Regions from separate parts of the Homo sapiens genome. Here region 1 is linked to region 2. A link is an interaction called in ENCODE POLR2A ChIA-PET data of the cell type or tissue named here. Cell type or tissue: PC-3. All regions are shown on one strand. Region 1 overlaps LAMA3 (laminin subunit alpha 3). Region 2 overlaps NPC1 (NPC intracellular cholesterol transporter 1).

What was found. Peaks named below come from ENCODE experiments on the same cell type or tissue, not always from the same donor. Only the 100,000 strongest peaks of a DNase experiment are listed, where the experiment ranks them.
Region 1: POLR2A ChIA-PET joins it to region 2 with 17 read pairs; 2 of 35 experiments call an interaction of 5 or more read pairs at or near these places.

Annotation. Positions count from the first base shown.
Region 1 is chr18:23,755,662-23,763,661 of GRCh38, forward strand. LAMA3 (laminin subunit alpha 3) reads left to right here. Exons shown (of 75, transcript NM_198129.4): 7 at 2,735-2,850; 8 at 7,744-7,862. Among named protein-coding and RNA genes, the nearest start is that of LAMA3, 70 kb to the left of the region's middle. In PC-3, no CTCF peak of the experiment used is centred here; no DNase peak of the experiment used is centred here.
Region 2 is chr18:23,560,190-23,568,189 of GRCh38, forward strand. It overlaps NPC1 (NPC intracellular cholesterol transporter 1), which reads right to left. Exons shown (of 25, transcript NM_000271.5): 5 at 1,171-1,338; 6 at 42-291. Among named protein-coding and RNA genes, the nearest start is that of NPC1, 22 kb to the right of the region's middle. In PC-3, no CTCF peak of the experiment used is centred here; no DNase peak of the experiment used is centred here; H3K27ac peaks cover 848 bases.

The sequences.
Region 1 (8,000 bases), 200 kb after region 2:
TAATTCTGAGCTTCCTAGCAGCCAACTCAAAAAGGGAAATCTGCTTGGTTTCATATTTCACTATGATCATAAGCTAAAAAGTAATAAGTTACTTAGAAAAAACATGATTGTTGACACTAGTGCCAAATAACAATTTTCCCTAGGGGTGGGGCAGAGTGGTCATCACGAAGGGAATTCTCTAATCAATGACATCTTTAAATAACATATTTACAGCAGGTGTATTATTAACCATCAGTCTGGGCTGCAACAGAGGAAAAGCAGTGATTTGGCAGTGCCAATGGGACTCAGATGGGTACCCAGCTCCTTTTTTTGCTATGCTCAATTTTAATCCCCCTATGTGTGGAGTTGGACTACATATTCTTGAAGCAGTCTTCCCTAAATAATCTTGTAGTCTAGCTAATGTCAAATGTTTAATTGGCAATGAGCTGAAATTGCCTCTCCAACAAGGGCCCATTTGGATGCCACTTGTTCTGTGCTGCCAGGTAGATCTATGTCCATGTGCTTTAACAGGCAGTTGAGTGTGGAGAGGGATGACACCCTCTCTTGGGAATAAAACTGAATATATGCCACGCCACCTTCCCTTAGAGTAGAGTTGATGGAATCCCTACAGGCACAGCCAAGAGCCTTCTTAGACAAGGCATTTTGCTGTTGTTCTTTTAATAGTCTCGGGTCTTTATTTGACTCAAACCGAACACTGCACGTCTCTCATATTTAAAAAAAAAAAAAAGCTGTTTGCTCAATGCCGCACAAACGACGGCATGCGGGGACACCCCCGCCGCTTCCCCCGCCCCCACCCCCCCGCCAAAAAAAACCCAAAAAAACCCCACAACCCAAACCCAAAGCCTCTTTCATATTCACGATATTCAGGAAGCACCAGCTACGGAGTCAAGCATCTTGGTTTAGATTTAGTCTCTGCCTACAATCACGGCCTTTGTCAAGTGAGTTTATCTCTGAGCACCAGTATCGTCATCTGCAAAGTGGGGCAAGTTCCATCTACCGCAGTGAGACAGGAAAGGGGCTCCAAAACTGAGAGCTGCCATCACAGTAGATGTTGTAAGGGCCGGACGAAGAACTCCAGAATCCTGGTGCTACCAGCACACTTCACCTGAGCCACGGCATCCCAGGCTCGGGAGTGCCAAGACTCAGGGAGCCCTGGATGGGGCGCCTGCACCCAGTCCTTCCCCAACCACGTGGCAACCATGTGCTCCCAGTGGTGGTTGCCTCCTCAGTCCCCTCCAAGCCTCCCCGCTCCCCGTTCCCTGCCCCCGCCCCCCACTCCCTTCCCCCGCCCCGCCCCGCCCCGCCCCAGTAACTGGCTGAAGCACCAGGGTGAATTCTGGGTCCAGGAGCCCCAGACTCTGAGGCCTGGGGACTGGAGAACAACGCCAGGCTGGGCGTCTGTGCCCTCCTCCAACAGGGAGGCGCGTGCTTCCCCGCAAACCCAGCCTCCTGGACCAACCCAGCCCGGAATTAGAAGCCTAGGACGCCCACCTGACGCACGCTCCTAGGAAAACAACCACTACCCAGCTCCAAGCAACCCGAACTTTCGGCAGGCTGGTTCCACCTTACCTCAGGCCCTGGGCCTCGCCTGGCTCACGCTCCTGAGGCTTCAGGCCGTCTTCCCACCCCTTCATGCCCCCGGCTGCCTCGTGGCTCCCATCCTTCCAGATCCAGCAGCTCTTCCCACTTCCCTCAGGCCTCCAGCCTGCTTGGCGCTCTCCAGCAGCCCGGGATGCAGCCGGATTCCCACCTCTAACCCTTCCCCTCCCCTTCCTCCTCTCCAGCCCCTCCTCCTCCCCAGTCCCCTCCCCAGCCCCCACCCTCACTGCCACTAGACCCTTCTTGGCCTCGCTCCAGCTCCCCCCAGCAGTTGCCAAAAAGATAGTTCTGAGGCCTCAGGGGGCTCATCCATCGAATCTTCTGTGGAGTGGTGGCGCGATCTTAGGTGAGAGAGAGAAGGCAGACAAAGAGGAACGACTCCTGCTCCACAGACAGCTGCGCAAGACGGAATCACACCAGGGCTGGACAATGGTTTTGAATCCTCTTTCAAGTACGGAAGGAGGGAGCTCAAAGCTTGGAGTTCCAACCCAAAGCCAAGGCTGAAACAATTTCATTTTAACTTGGAATGTTAAGGCAGATGTACACCCTTTTGAAATGAGACTTTTAACCCTTTGCTTCTCTGAGTGGTCTCAGCTTTTGGCCCCATGATGGAGCTGGCGCAGCCTCTGGAAGCAGAGCCCTCTGGGATCTTATTAGCAGCTGGTCCTTGAATTGGGTAAAGCATGACCACAGGTTGAGAGTAAGAAACTTGAGCAGATCTTAGTCGTAGGACTCCAGATCTTTATGCAGGTGTGATACTTAACACATCTCAGTAAAGTCAGCACTTGAGTGCTCCTGTGTTCCTTTATTGTAACAATGGGGTAGAGAAGACAGAGCTGGGGCCTCAGAGCCAAGTGAGGTTGGAAGTCTGGCTCTCCATTTATCACTGCCTGACCCTTGGCAGGTATCTTAATACCTCTGATTCTCAGTCTCACCATCTGTAAAATGGAGATAATAAATAAGCAGGATATGGGAGGCTTAAATAATACTTGCGAAGTGTTGTGTTCTCCTAATTCCTCAATGAATGGTGCCGTGGATGACCGTGATGACTCGTGTGTCAGGTTCGCACTATAGGATCAACTGATCCTCATCAAAACTTTTCAATAACTGAGATGCACTTCGCCCACATGCCCAGGTTTCGGTGTGAATGCCAGCACCACACCTGTGGGGAGACGTGTGATCGCTGCTGCACAGGGTACAATCAGAGGCGCTGGCGGCCCGCCGCTTGGGAGCAGAGCCACGAGTGTGAAGGTGGGTGTGGGGATGGGGTGGGGGCCACACGTGGCCTTCTCCCCCCTCTCCCTGGGGGCTGAGGCTATTTTCCCCATGCTAGAGAAGAGGCTGTGGTCATGTCAGTGTTAGGGGCTCAAGTCTGTCTATTGTAATAAGAACCTCAGACTGCAGGGAAAAGTGCCCTCCTCTGAATTCAGATGTACATTTGAGAAGAAAAAGAACAATAATGATGATGACCATGCATGATGGGGCTCCGTGCTTTAATACGTTGACCTCTTTTTTTAGCAATCATAAATATGATGCAACCACTATAAAATTTTAACATCTTATCCATTTCATAGGACGTGATACTGGATAGGAATCAACTATTTTGAGGACCAAGGTCCAGAGAAGACGGCAAGGTTGAGTCTAAACAGGGAGCTGGGAGTACTGGAGTATGGAGTGCTGGGAAGTGTAACATGGTAGGATTGAGGAGGATGGAGAGGACCAGAGAAGGAATAAAAAAAGTTGGGAAACTGCTTTTAAGAGTGTAACATAAAGTAAGAAAAGCGTTTTTTTTTTGTTTTTGTTTTTTAGGCCTGATGTGGTGGCTCCCAGCACTTTGGGAGGCAAAGGTGGGAGGATTGCTTGAGGCCAGGAGTTGGAAACCAGCCTAGGCAACATAGTGAGACTCTGTCTACAAAAAATTGAAAAATTAGCCAGAGGTGGTGGTGCAGGCCTGTAGTCCCAGCTACTTGGGAGGTGGAGGTGGGAGAATGGCTTGAGCCCAAGAGTTGGTGCAGTGAGCTCTGATCCTGCCACTGCACTCCAGCCTGGGTGAAAGGATAAGATCCTGTCAAAAAAAAAAAAAAAAAAGAAGAAAGACAACTGCTATTTTTAACAAACAAACCCTAAGACATCCAACTATAGATTTTCTTCTAAATAAATCTCCTTGTGAAGCTACATATTTATTCCAGTTGCAGAAAACATTTCATTCACTGCAACCTCTGCCTCCCAGGTTCAAGCGGTTCTCCTGCCTCAGCCTCTCCAGTAGCTGGGATTACAGACACCTGCCACCATACCTGGCTAATTTTGCTTGTTTGTTTGTATTTTTAGTAGGGATGGGGTTTCGCCATGTTGGCCAGGCTGGTCTTGAACTCCTAGCCTCTTGGGATCCACCCACCTTGGCCTCCCAAAGAGCTGGGATTATAGGACTTTATACTTTTTGACCAAATATTTTTTGTAACTATTAGGAGATAAGACTGATGATCTCTTATGGCCAGTAAACTTATGTAAAAGGTGTTCCCAGTGGTCTTCCAAGGGAGTTTTGAGAGATGCTAAAGTTCTGGGAAGGTCTTGTGGCCATCTCAGGGAAATGCTCTGGCGCACCTCTGAGTCCCAGGTGTTGCTTGGATGGCCATCTCACTTTATAGTCACAGCTAATCGGTTCCTTCTCAATGACTTCTCCATTGCTCACCCCAGATGAGGGGACCAGAGAGAGAGAAAGGTATAATAAAAGTAACCAGGGGTTGTTTCTTTTGCTGCTTTCAAACACTGATTTAGGATATTTTTAATTGAATTAACCATTATTACATGAATTCCAGCATTTGCAACCTGATTAGTTTTCCAGACTAATGGAACCCTTTGTAAATAACATGCTTCACTCCAACACATACAAAAAAAATTTAAATCTCCTTTAATAAGTTTTTATCCTTTTAAAATGTATTAAATTGTTAAAAGTTACAAAAATAGTGCATGAAAATCAGACCTATCAGGATCCATTTATTAGGTGCTTTCTAAATTCCCTTTGAAATATACAATTCAAAATAAACAGACTTCTTAACTGATGTAGTAAATATAAATGTCTTGATTTTTTAAAATCATGGCACCACAGAGAAAATGAAGATAAGAAAGCATTGAGCCTGTTTTACAAGTTATAGGGTAATTTGTGTAATATCTAATTAAGTCTTCCTTCACATAGTCACCTGGGAAATTGATTAAAACATACAAATTACTAACAAGACTTGGAAATTTTGATGTAATTAGAATATAATGAATATATAGTCTGCCTAAGAAAGAATAAGAATTTTACTCATGTTAAATATTTTTCATTGTGGCAAAGATGAAAATCCCAAATGAGTTTTAAATTATACTTTGTAATTTTAGAAGTGTTATATACTACTTGTAGATAACTTGGAAATTAAAAAAATAAATAAAGTAAAATCACCAAGAATTTAACTACCCCAACAGTGTCTTAGTCTGTTCAGCTGCTGTAACGTCTGGGTAGCTTATAAACAATAGCCTCAAAGTTCTGGAGGCTGGTAAGTCCAAGAGTAAGGCACCAGCAGATTCGGTGTCTGGTGAGGGCCTGCTTTCTGGTTCATAGATGCCACTTTCTTGCTGTGTCCTTACGTGGTGGAACGGGCAAGGAAGCTTTCTGGGCCTCTTTTATAAGGGCACTTATCACCTCCCAGAGGGCCCATCTCCTAATAACTGGTGATTAGGTTTCACCTATGAATTTGGGGTGGGGGGGGCACAAGCGTTCGGACCATAGCAGAGAGCTACTATTAATATTTTGTTAGATACGTAGTATTTTATACATACTTTAAATACTCAAGATTATATAATCTACATAATTTTATATCCTAATTTTTTCACTTGATATTTTTAGCTATTTCCCCATGTTTTCCCAATCATTAAAAATGCTTTGACATCATTTTTGATGGTACAGAGTTTTGTTCCAAGTGTTTGTTGAGTACCCACTGTGTGCTGAGAACTATGCTCTATTGCAAACAAAACACATACAGCCCTTGGTGTCATAGAACTTAAAGTCAAACAAATATATTGTTGCTTGCTGAGCCATTCCCCTACAATTAAACATTAAGATTATTCCCATACGATTACCATATAGTGTTGAAATGAAAGGTTTAGAGTGTTGGCTAAGAGCATAGGTTCTGCAGTCAAACAAAGACAGGTTGGAATTTCGCCTCTTCTAGTTATAAGCTATGTAACGATGGGCATATTCCTCAACCTAAGCCCCAGTTTTCCAATCTGGACTATAGGGATGATGGTACCTACCTTAGAGAGTTACTGCACAGATTAAATGAGATAATTCATGTAAAGCACTTTTCACAGTGTGTTAAGAGCTCAATTGCTATTGTTAGTAGTAGTAATAGTGGTAGTAATAATATTCTCTTCGTGCATGAAGTTTAATTGGCATTTGGATGTATTTTTTTTGACAGTGAAATTTTATTTTATTGAATTTTGTATGTATAAAACATGCCAGTAAAATAAAGAAATAATGAAACAAAGATTATATACAAAAGTTTTTGAATTAATACTATTTAAATACATTAGTTGTTAAGGGAAAAATTAGAGCTACATACTGGTCTTTCACAGTAATAAATAATAATGTTAGTGTTTAATTGCAATTAAATAAAAACTCCAACTAAAATAAATATATTGCTGGGTGGGTGGCTCATGCCTGTAATCCAAGTACTTTGGGTGGCCAAGGCAGGAGGATCGCTTGAGCCCAGTAGTTGGAGATCAGCCTGGACAACACAGTGAAACCTTGTCTCTACAAATAATTAAAAATTGGCTGGTCATGATGGCACGTGTCTGTGGTCCCAGCTGCTTGGGAGGCTGAGGTGGGAGGATTACTTGAGCCCACATAGTTGAGACTGTGGTGAGCCGTGACCACACCACTACACTCCATCTGGGTGACAGTGAGATCCTGTTGCAAAAGTAAATAAATAAAATAAATATATTATTCAAGTTGTTGACCTAAAGGAAGATGCTGCGGCACAAAATACAGTTTTAAGGAGGTTACTTAATGGCTGGGCGAGGTGGCTCATGCTTGTAATCCCAGCACTTTGGGAGGCCGAGGCGGGCAGGTCACTTGAGGTCAGGAGTTCAAGACCAGCCTGGTCAACATGGTGAAACCCCATCTCTACTAAAAATACTAAGGTTAGCTGGGTGTGGTGGCTGGTGCCTGTAGTCCCAGCTACTTGGGAGGCTGAGGTGGGAGAATCGCTTGAACCCAGGAGGCAGAGGTCGCAGTGAGTCGAGATCGTGCCACTGCACTCCAGCCTGGGTGACAGAGCGAGACTGTCACCAAAAAAAAAAAAATTTACTTGAACCAAAATGAGGATAGCTGCCCCGACACACTTCCAAGTTGCCTTGGGCAGTGCTCCTGCATTTCAGTGTACCTTCCTTTGAAGATATGATTATATATCTTTCTTTGGGAGTGGGGGCGGTGGCAGGGAGAATGGAGTCTCACTCTGTCACCCAGGCTGGAGTGCAGTGGCACTATCTTGGCTCACTACAAACTCTGCCTCATGGTTCCAAGGATTCTCCTGCCTCAGCCTCCCAAGTAGTATATATATATATTTTTTTTTTTTTTGAGATGGAGTCTCGCTCTGTCACCCAGGCTGGAGTGCAGTGGCGAGATCTTGGCTCACTGCAACCTCCGCCTTCTGGGTTCAAGCGATTCTTCTGCCTCAGCCTCCCGAATAGCTGGGACTACAGGCACATGCCACCACGCCTGGCTAATTTTTGTATTTTTAGTAGAGACAGGGTTTCACCATATTGGCCAGGCTGGTCTCGAACTCCTGAACTCATTGTGATCCATCCGCCTAGGCCTCCCAAAGTGCTGGAATTACAGGTGTGAGCCACTATGCCTAGCCCCAAGTAGTATTTTTTTAAAAAAAGAGAAACTTCGCTCATGGAATATCAAATGAAAGGAGCTCTAAACTGTATCTTAGTATATCCTGGTCTTTGTGTAAAGATCCCTAAAAATTTTCCCCTAAGAGTGTCCTGGGTGTTCCAGAATATACTTTTTTATAGCTCAATTAGCAGTAATACTATTTACGCTATTTACTAAGCGTCTGATAGTAATAATGAGAATATTGACTTATTATGCTTTTTTTTCAGCATGCAACTGCCACGGCCATGCCAGCAACTGTTACTATGATCCAGATGTTGAGCGGCAGCAGGCAAGCTTGAATACCCAGGGCATCTATGCTGGTGGAGGGGTCTGCATTAACTGTCAGGTGAGGCACTATTTAAATCAAAGTGGATGTGTTGTCATGGGGAATGAGTATTCAGTAAGCTCTGCTCCTGAAGAGATGTCAAGAAAGTGGCAGGCAATCGTAAGAGTTTTCTGAGACCATTTCTCCACTGTTGCTCAC
Region 2 (8,000 bases):
TTTTGCTCTTTTTGCCCTGGATGACAAACAAAACTGCTTACCTGTAGCACCACACTGCAAAAAATGCTCCAAAAAACACAAGCAAAAACGCCATGTAGGTGATCCACATGATGACATACATGGCGTCCAAGCCAAGGATCGTCCAGGGAGCAGGAGGAGGTGGGGGCTGGGGCTTGGGGCCACAGACAATAGAGCAGTCTTGGCAGCTACATGGTGCTGTGACCTCATCCACAGACTCGTCACAGCCTTTGGTGGCATTGTTCATGGGCTCCATCCCATGGACTGGAAAATCTACAGAAAGGAATTGTGTTGAGTACAAATCTCAATTAAAAACATCCAAAATTTTGTATTATACTTAAACTCAAAGAAAAGCCCACTGAAATACATAAAACAACTGAAAGAAGAAAAAGAATTGGAGGTTTTAGTTTAATTAAATTATGTTTTGCTGCTTCGTCCTATGGAATTTTAAGTTACCTCAATAAACTTGCGCGTAGGGGTTTGTCACTGATAGAGGAATCCTCCAAGTACACCACATACCAAGGCAACCCTTCAATCATGTCCCATCTCCATTCTCAGGAGCTAATACTATAGCAGAGCTCTAGAAAAGCTGCCTCCCACCCCCTTTTTAACTGCTTATTCTTTCAATTATGACAGCAATGCCTGAAGGCAATTCATTTCCTCCTCCATTCCCACTCCCAGCACCCCCTAAATTAGCCACAGCAGGATAAATGTACCAGTTACCTCTCTTACTGGGAGAAACTATGAACTAGTTACCTGAATGTGTTTATCTTCCTATTGTAGATTATGCTTCCTCAACTAAGATTCATTCATTCATTCATGGAGAGACAGGGCTTTGCCCTCACCAAGGTTGGAGTACAATGGGATGATCGTAACTCACTGCAGCCTTGAACTCCTGGACCCACGCAATCCTCCTGCCTCAGCCTCCCAAGTAGCTGGGACTACAGATGCATGCCACCACACCTGGCTAATGTTTAATTCTTTCATAGAGATGGGGCCTCACTACATTGCCCAGGCTGGTCTGGAACTCCTGGTCTTAAGCAATTCTCTTGCCTCAGTCTCCCCAAGCACTGGTGAGCCACTGTGCCCAGCCAGTTCCTTGGCTTTAAAACAATATCATAAACACACCAAACTTGGAATCTTTATACCTACCTGAAAACACAGGAGTGATGGTAAAAGGTGCCTGTCCATTGTCCTTATTGAACATGTATTCAATCCAGTTGGTGGCATTACAGGCGTCAGCGTCCTTCCCACACAGGAGTCCCAGGGCCTTGTCATTACTTGAGGGGGCCTCCACATCCCGGCAGGCATTGTACATTGCTAGAAGAGGAAACCCAAAGGAAAAAGGAGACAAGATGCTTGCTGTAATTCACGAGGCAAGATCTTACAAAAGGCCTCTTGAAGGGAAACACGAACTCCATATGCACCATGCTGGAATGCTGGACAGCAAACACTAACTAAGGGCACGAACAGAGATTCCCTTTAAATTGGCTTATCACCCTGCAAATAATATGGAGGCCCGATTCCAAGTAACTTAAAAGTAAAAAACAGACAGGAAAGGGAAAGGCACACGTTATCTCATAGCTCTCACAACAGCTTGGAGAAGTCAAATCCCCACTATATAGAAGAGTATACCAAGGCCCAGGAAGACGCAGCTAAGAGCCTCAGTACTTCTTCAGTTAACAAAGCTGGTTCCAGAAAACCTCTGCCGCAGGAAGCTACACAGCCAGAGAATTATGGAACTTACTTGGAAAACTGGTTTTAGAGCAGAGGTCACGTGTCAATAAACCTAATACTGTTGGCCGGGCACGGTGGCTCACACCTGTAATTCCAGCACTCTGGGAGGCCGAGGTGGGCGGACCACCAGGTCAGGAGATGGAGACCAACCTGGCTAACACAGTGAAACCCCATCTCTACTGAAAATACAAAAAATTAGCCGGGCGTGGTGGCGGACGCCTGTAGTCCCAGCTACTCGGGAGGCTGAGGCGGGAGAATGGCATGAACCCGGGAGGCAGAGCTTGAAGTGAGCCAAGATTGCGCCACTGCACTCCAGCGTGGGTGACAGAGCAAGACTCCATCACAAAAAAACAAAAAAAAAAAACAAAAAAAACCCCTAATACTGTTATCTTTTTGGATTTTATTTTCTTACACATACACACAACACATTATATAAGGATAGTATCAGTGTATTACACCTAAGAAAATAGCTGGAATGGGTCCTGTACTGTCGATTCTCATTTACCAGTCTCTGCTTGCTAGAAACTTCCCAGGATCTTCTTTCCCTAATCTTCAAGGAGATGCTTACACATTCATTTTGTTTTACCCTTGTTCTGGAAAGACAGGTTAACTAGGGTGACAGTCATCTCCCTCAGAATTCTCAACAGATTATTCCATTGCCTTCCAGGCTCTATCATGGCTGGTAAGAAAATCTCCAATTATCATTGTCTTAAGGTGATTTGTGTCTTGTCTCTATTTGCTTTTAAGATATTTGTCTTTGGGCCAGGGGTGGTTATGCACACCTTTAATCCCAGTAATTTGGGAGGCCCTGGTGGGTGGACTGCCAGAGCTCAGGAGGTCCAGACCAGCCTGGGCAATATGGCAAAACCCCGTCTCTACAAAAAATAAAAAAATAAAAAAAAATTAGCCAGGTGTGGTGGCGCTATATAATTTACAATATAATTACATGTAATTTACAATTTACCCCCTTAAACTATATAATTTAATGGAGTTTAGCATATTCATAGATATATGCAACTATCACCATAGTCAATTTTATAACATTTTCATCACCTCAAAAGAAATCCTGTATTCTAGCTATGCACAACTACCTCCCTACTTCCCTAAGCCCTAAGCAACCACTGAACTGTCTCTATTTATCTGACTATTTCAGACAGTTCACATAAATCCAATCATATAATATGTGGTCTTTCATGACCGGCTTCTTTCATTTAGCATAATGTTCTCAAGGTTCATGCATATTGTGGCATGTATCAATACTTCATTTCTTTTTACGGCCGAACAACATTTCATTGCAAGGACATATGTTTTGTTTATCCATATATCAGGTGATAAATATCTGAGTTGTTTCCACAGTTTGGCTATTATCAGTAATGCTGCTAGAAGCATTTGTGTATAAGTTTTTGTGTTGACCTATACTTTCGTCTTGTGAGTGGAACTGATGGGTCATATGGTAGTTCTATGTTTGTTTCAGGAACTGCCAAACTGTTTTCCAAAGTGGGGTCTCACTCTGTCACACAGATTGGAGTGCAGTGGTGTGATCTCAGCTCACTGGCAACCTCTGCCCCTCAGGCTCAAGTGATCCTCCCACTTCAGCCTCTCAAGTAGCTGGGACTACAGATGTGCACCACCATACCCAGCTAAGTTTTTGTAGAGATGGAGTTTCACCATGCTGCCCAGGCTGGTCTCAAACTCCTGAGCTAAGGTGATCCACCTGCCTTGGCCGTCCGAAGTGCTGGATTATAGGCATGAGCCACTGTGCCCAGCTGTTTTTGGTTTTTGGATTTCTTTTTAATAAAGGTTCCTATTTTCCACAGCCTTGTCAACACTTCTTGTTATGTGACTTTGATTCTAGCCATCCTGGTGGGTGTGAAGTGGTATCTCATTGTGGTTTTGATTTGTATTTCCCTGATGACTCATAGTATTGAGCATCTCTCATGTGCTTGTTGGTCATTTGTATATCTTCCTTAGAGAAATGTCTACTCTATTCAGATCTTTTGCCATTTTAAATTGGGTTATTTATTTATCATTGAGTAGTAAGAGTTTTTTTTTTTTTTTTTTGGAGATGGAGTCTCTGTCCCTCAGGCTGGAGTCCAATGGTGTGATCTCAGCTCACTGCAACCTCCACTTCCCAGGCTGAAGCAATTCTCCTGCCTCAGCCTCCTGAGTAGCTGGGATTACAGGCGCACATCACCACACCTGGCTAATTTTTCTATTTTAGTAGAGACAGGGTTTCACCATGTTGGCCAGGCTGGTCTCGAACTCCTGACCTCAGGTGATCCACCCGCCTTGGCCCCCCAAAGTGCTGGGATTACAGGCATGAGCCACAGCGCCCGGCCAAGAGTTCTTTATGTATTCTAGATACAAGTCCCTTATCAAATATACAATTTGCAAATATATTCTTGTCCTTTTTTTTGAGACAGAGTCTCACTCTGTCACCCAGGCTGGAGTGCGAGGTACTTAGTGCAGCCTCCTTAGGCTCAAGCAATCTTCCTGCCTCAGATAACCATGTGGCTGGGACCACAGGTACATGCCACCATGCCTGGCTAATTATTTTTTGTAGACACAGGGTCTCACTTTGTCACCCAGGCTGGTCTTGAACTCCCGGGCTCAAGCAATCCTCCTGCCTCAGCCACCCGAACTGCTGGGATAACAGGTGTGAGTCACTGTGCCCGGCCTTCTTGTCTTTTCTTGATGGCGTCCTCTGAAATACAAACTTTTTTATTTTAATGAAGTCCAATTAATCTTTTCTTCTGTTATTGCTCTTGTTTTTGGTGTCATATTTAAGAATCAAGTGCCAAATATGAGGCCATGCAAATTAATCCCTATGTTTTATTGTTTTATAGTTTTTAGCTCTTACATTTAGGTCTTCGATCCACTTTGAGTTAATTTCTTTAACATATGGTGTGAAGTAGGGCCCAATTTCATTATTATTTATTTATTTTTGCATGTGTGTATCCAGTTATTGCAGCACCATTTGATGAAGAGTATTCTTTTCTCATTGAATGGCCCTGGCACCCTTGTCAAAAATCAGTTGACCATAGATATATTATTTATTCTCAGTTATATTCCATTGATCTATATGTCTATCTTTATTCCAGTACCACTGTCTTGATTTCCATTGCTTAGTTTTGAAACTGAGAAGTGTGAGTCTTCCTATTTTGTTCTTTTTTCAGGGTTGTTTTACTATTCTAAGTCCCTCAAACTTCTATGTGAATTTCAGAATCAGCTTGTCAATTTCCACAAAGAAGTCAGTTGGGATTATAACAGAGATTGCCCTGAATCTATAAAACAATTTGGAGAATACTGATATCTAAACAATATTAAGTCTTTTGATTGATAAACATGGAATGTCTTTCCATTTATTTAGATCCTCGTTAATTTCGCTGAATAATGTTCTTTAGTGTGTTTTTTCTGTTTTTCTTTTTTTGAGATGGAGTCTCGCTCTGTCAGCCAGGCTGGAGTGCAGTGGCACAATTTCAGCTCCTGCAACCACCGCGTCCCAGGTTCAAGTGATTCTCATGCCTCAGCCTCCCAAGTAGCTGGCATTACAAGCGAGCGCCACCACGCCCAGCTAATTTTTATATTTTTAGTAGAGATGGGGTTTCACCATGTTGGCCAGGATGATCTCAATCTCTTGACCTTGTGATCTGCCTGCCTCGGCCTTCCAAAGTGCTTGGATTACAGGTGTGAGCCACTGCACCCGGCTGTTCTTTAAAGTGTTTTGCCTTCTGTTATAGTTACTCCTAAGTATTTCCCATACTAAAGTAAATGGAATTGTTTTATTTTCACTTTGAGATTGTCCATTGCAAGTGTACAGAAATACAACTGATTTTTGTATGCTGAATTTTCTCTAAGTTCTCAGGGTTCATCCCTTATCCACTCTGGAAAATCCTCATTATCCCTTTGATTATTATTGTCTCTCCCCAACTCTCTGGAGCTTCTCATGTTATATGTCATTTCTTTAATGATTTATAGGTCTTTGTATCTGTATGCTGTTTTCTGAGTAATTCCCTCGTATCTTCCAGCTCACCATTTGGTTTTCAGGTTTTATTTTATGTTTCAAGCATACAAAACACATGGAGAATAATACAATTCTCATTTCCTCATTACCCAGTTAACTATCAGTCATACCATTTCACAACATTTGCCTCAACATTAAAAAAATAATGGACTCGGCCAGGTGCAGTGACTCACACCTGTAATCCCAGCACTGTGGGAAGATCTCCTGAGGCCAGGAGTTTGAGGCCAGCCTGGGCAAAAAAGCAAGACCCTATCTCTACAAAAAAAAATTTGTTTTTAATTAGCTAGGTGTGGTAGCATATGCCTGTGGTTCCAACTACCCAGGGGGACTACTTGAACCTAGGAGGTTGAGGCTGCAGTGAGCCATGATTGCATCACTGTATTCCAGCCTGGGTGACAGCATGAGACCTTGACTCTGTTTTGTAGTACTGCACTATTCAGAACAACTGGCTATGGCATAATTTAAAAACTAAATAAAAATAATAATGCACTATAGGCCAGGTGTGGTGGCTCACACCTACAGTCCCAACACTTTGGCAGGCCGAGGCAGGAGGATCACTTAAGGCCAGGAGTTCAAGACCAGCCTCACCAACACAGTGAGGCCCGTCTCTTCCAAAAAATAAAATACTTACACACACACACACACTCTATAGATTCAGTTGAAGCTCCCCAATTACCCCTCCCTGACAGTAGCCCCTTCCCTAAGGTAAACACAATCCTGAATTTGATGTTTATCCTTCCCATGCATGTTTGTGTACTTGTTTTAAGTATGTAGTACTTTTGTTTCAAAATGTCATATAAACATGTAACCACCATTATAGTATCATATAGAGTATTTTCACCACCTAAAAATCTTCTGTGCTCTACTTATGCCTTCCTCTCTCCTAACCCATGGCAATCACTGACTTTTTACTGTCTCCACGGTTTTGCCTTTTGTAGAACGTCATATAGTGGAATCATAGTGAGTAGTCTTTTCAGATTGGCTTTGCTTAGTAATAGGATTTAAGGTTCATCCATGTACTTTCATGGCTTGATAGCACTGAATTTTCATGGCTTTTTAGCACCAAATAATATTCCACTGTGTGGATGTAGCAGTTTATTTACCCATTCACCTACTGAGAGAAATCTTGGTGGCTTACAAGTTTTGGCACTTATGGACAAAGCTGCTACAAATATCCACGTGCAGGTTTTGGGGTAGACACATTTTTAACTCATTTGGGTAAATACCAAGGAGTATGATTAGTTTTGTAAGAAACCGCTAAATTATCTTCCAAGGTGGCTGTACCGTTTTGTACTCCCACCATCAATGAATGAGAGCTCATTGCCAGCATTTGGTGTTGAAAGCGTCTTGAATTTTTGCCATTCTAATAGATGTGTAGTGGTATCTCGTTGTTTTAATTTGTAATTCTCTAATGACATAATGTTGAGCATCTCTTCTCATGTACTTATTTACCACTGTATGCCTTCTTTGGTGAGGTATCTGTTCAGGTTGTTTTGTCCATTTTTCAATTGGGCTGTTTGCTTTCTTATTGAGTTTTAGGAGTTATTTGTATATTTTGAATAACAGTCCTTACTAACATGTCTTTTGCAAATACTTTCTCCCAGTCTGTGTCTTGTCTTCTCGTTCTTGAGGTCTTCAATTTTTCACAATCACAATAGTGTTACAGTGGGTGTTCTTATATGGGTCTCCAGGTTTATATGCATTTAGAGTTTCTCTAAGGCAGGCATCTATAAGTGAAATTTCTGGGAGGAGGGTTAGCTTCAACTTACTACGTACTGCAAAGTTGTTTTTCAAGTAGTTTTGAAACGATTGTACCAAATTATGGTTGTAAGTGGTGGAGTACATTAGTATTCCTATTGCTTCACATTTTCACCCACAGTTGAAATTGACCAACTTTTTAATTTGTGCCAAGCTGATGAGGTGTGAAATGGTAGTTTACTGTTCAAATTTGCATTTCGCTGTCTGCTCTAGATAACAGTTGTTTATATTCATAAATATTTTTCTTATGGTTTCTGCTTTTCCTCTCCTGTCTAGAAATCTTTCCATATTTACTTCTAAAACTTTCCAATTGGGATTTTTAATCTACACAATTGATTTTTTTATTTTCTGTAAAAATTAAAATTAGATAAATATAATCTATTTTCTCATCTCATTTATCAACTAGCCCACCTTTTCTCTCAATGATTTGTAATGACACACGTGTTACACATCCACTTTCCAT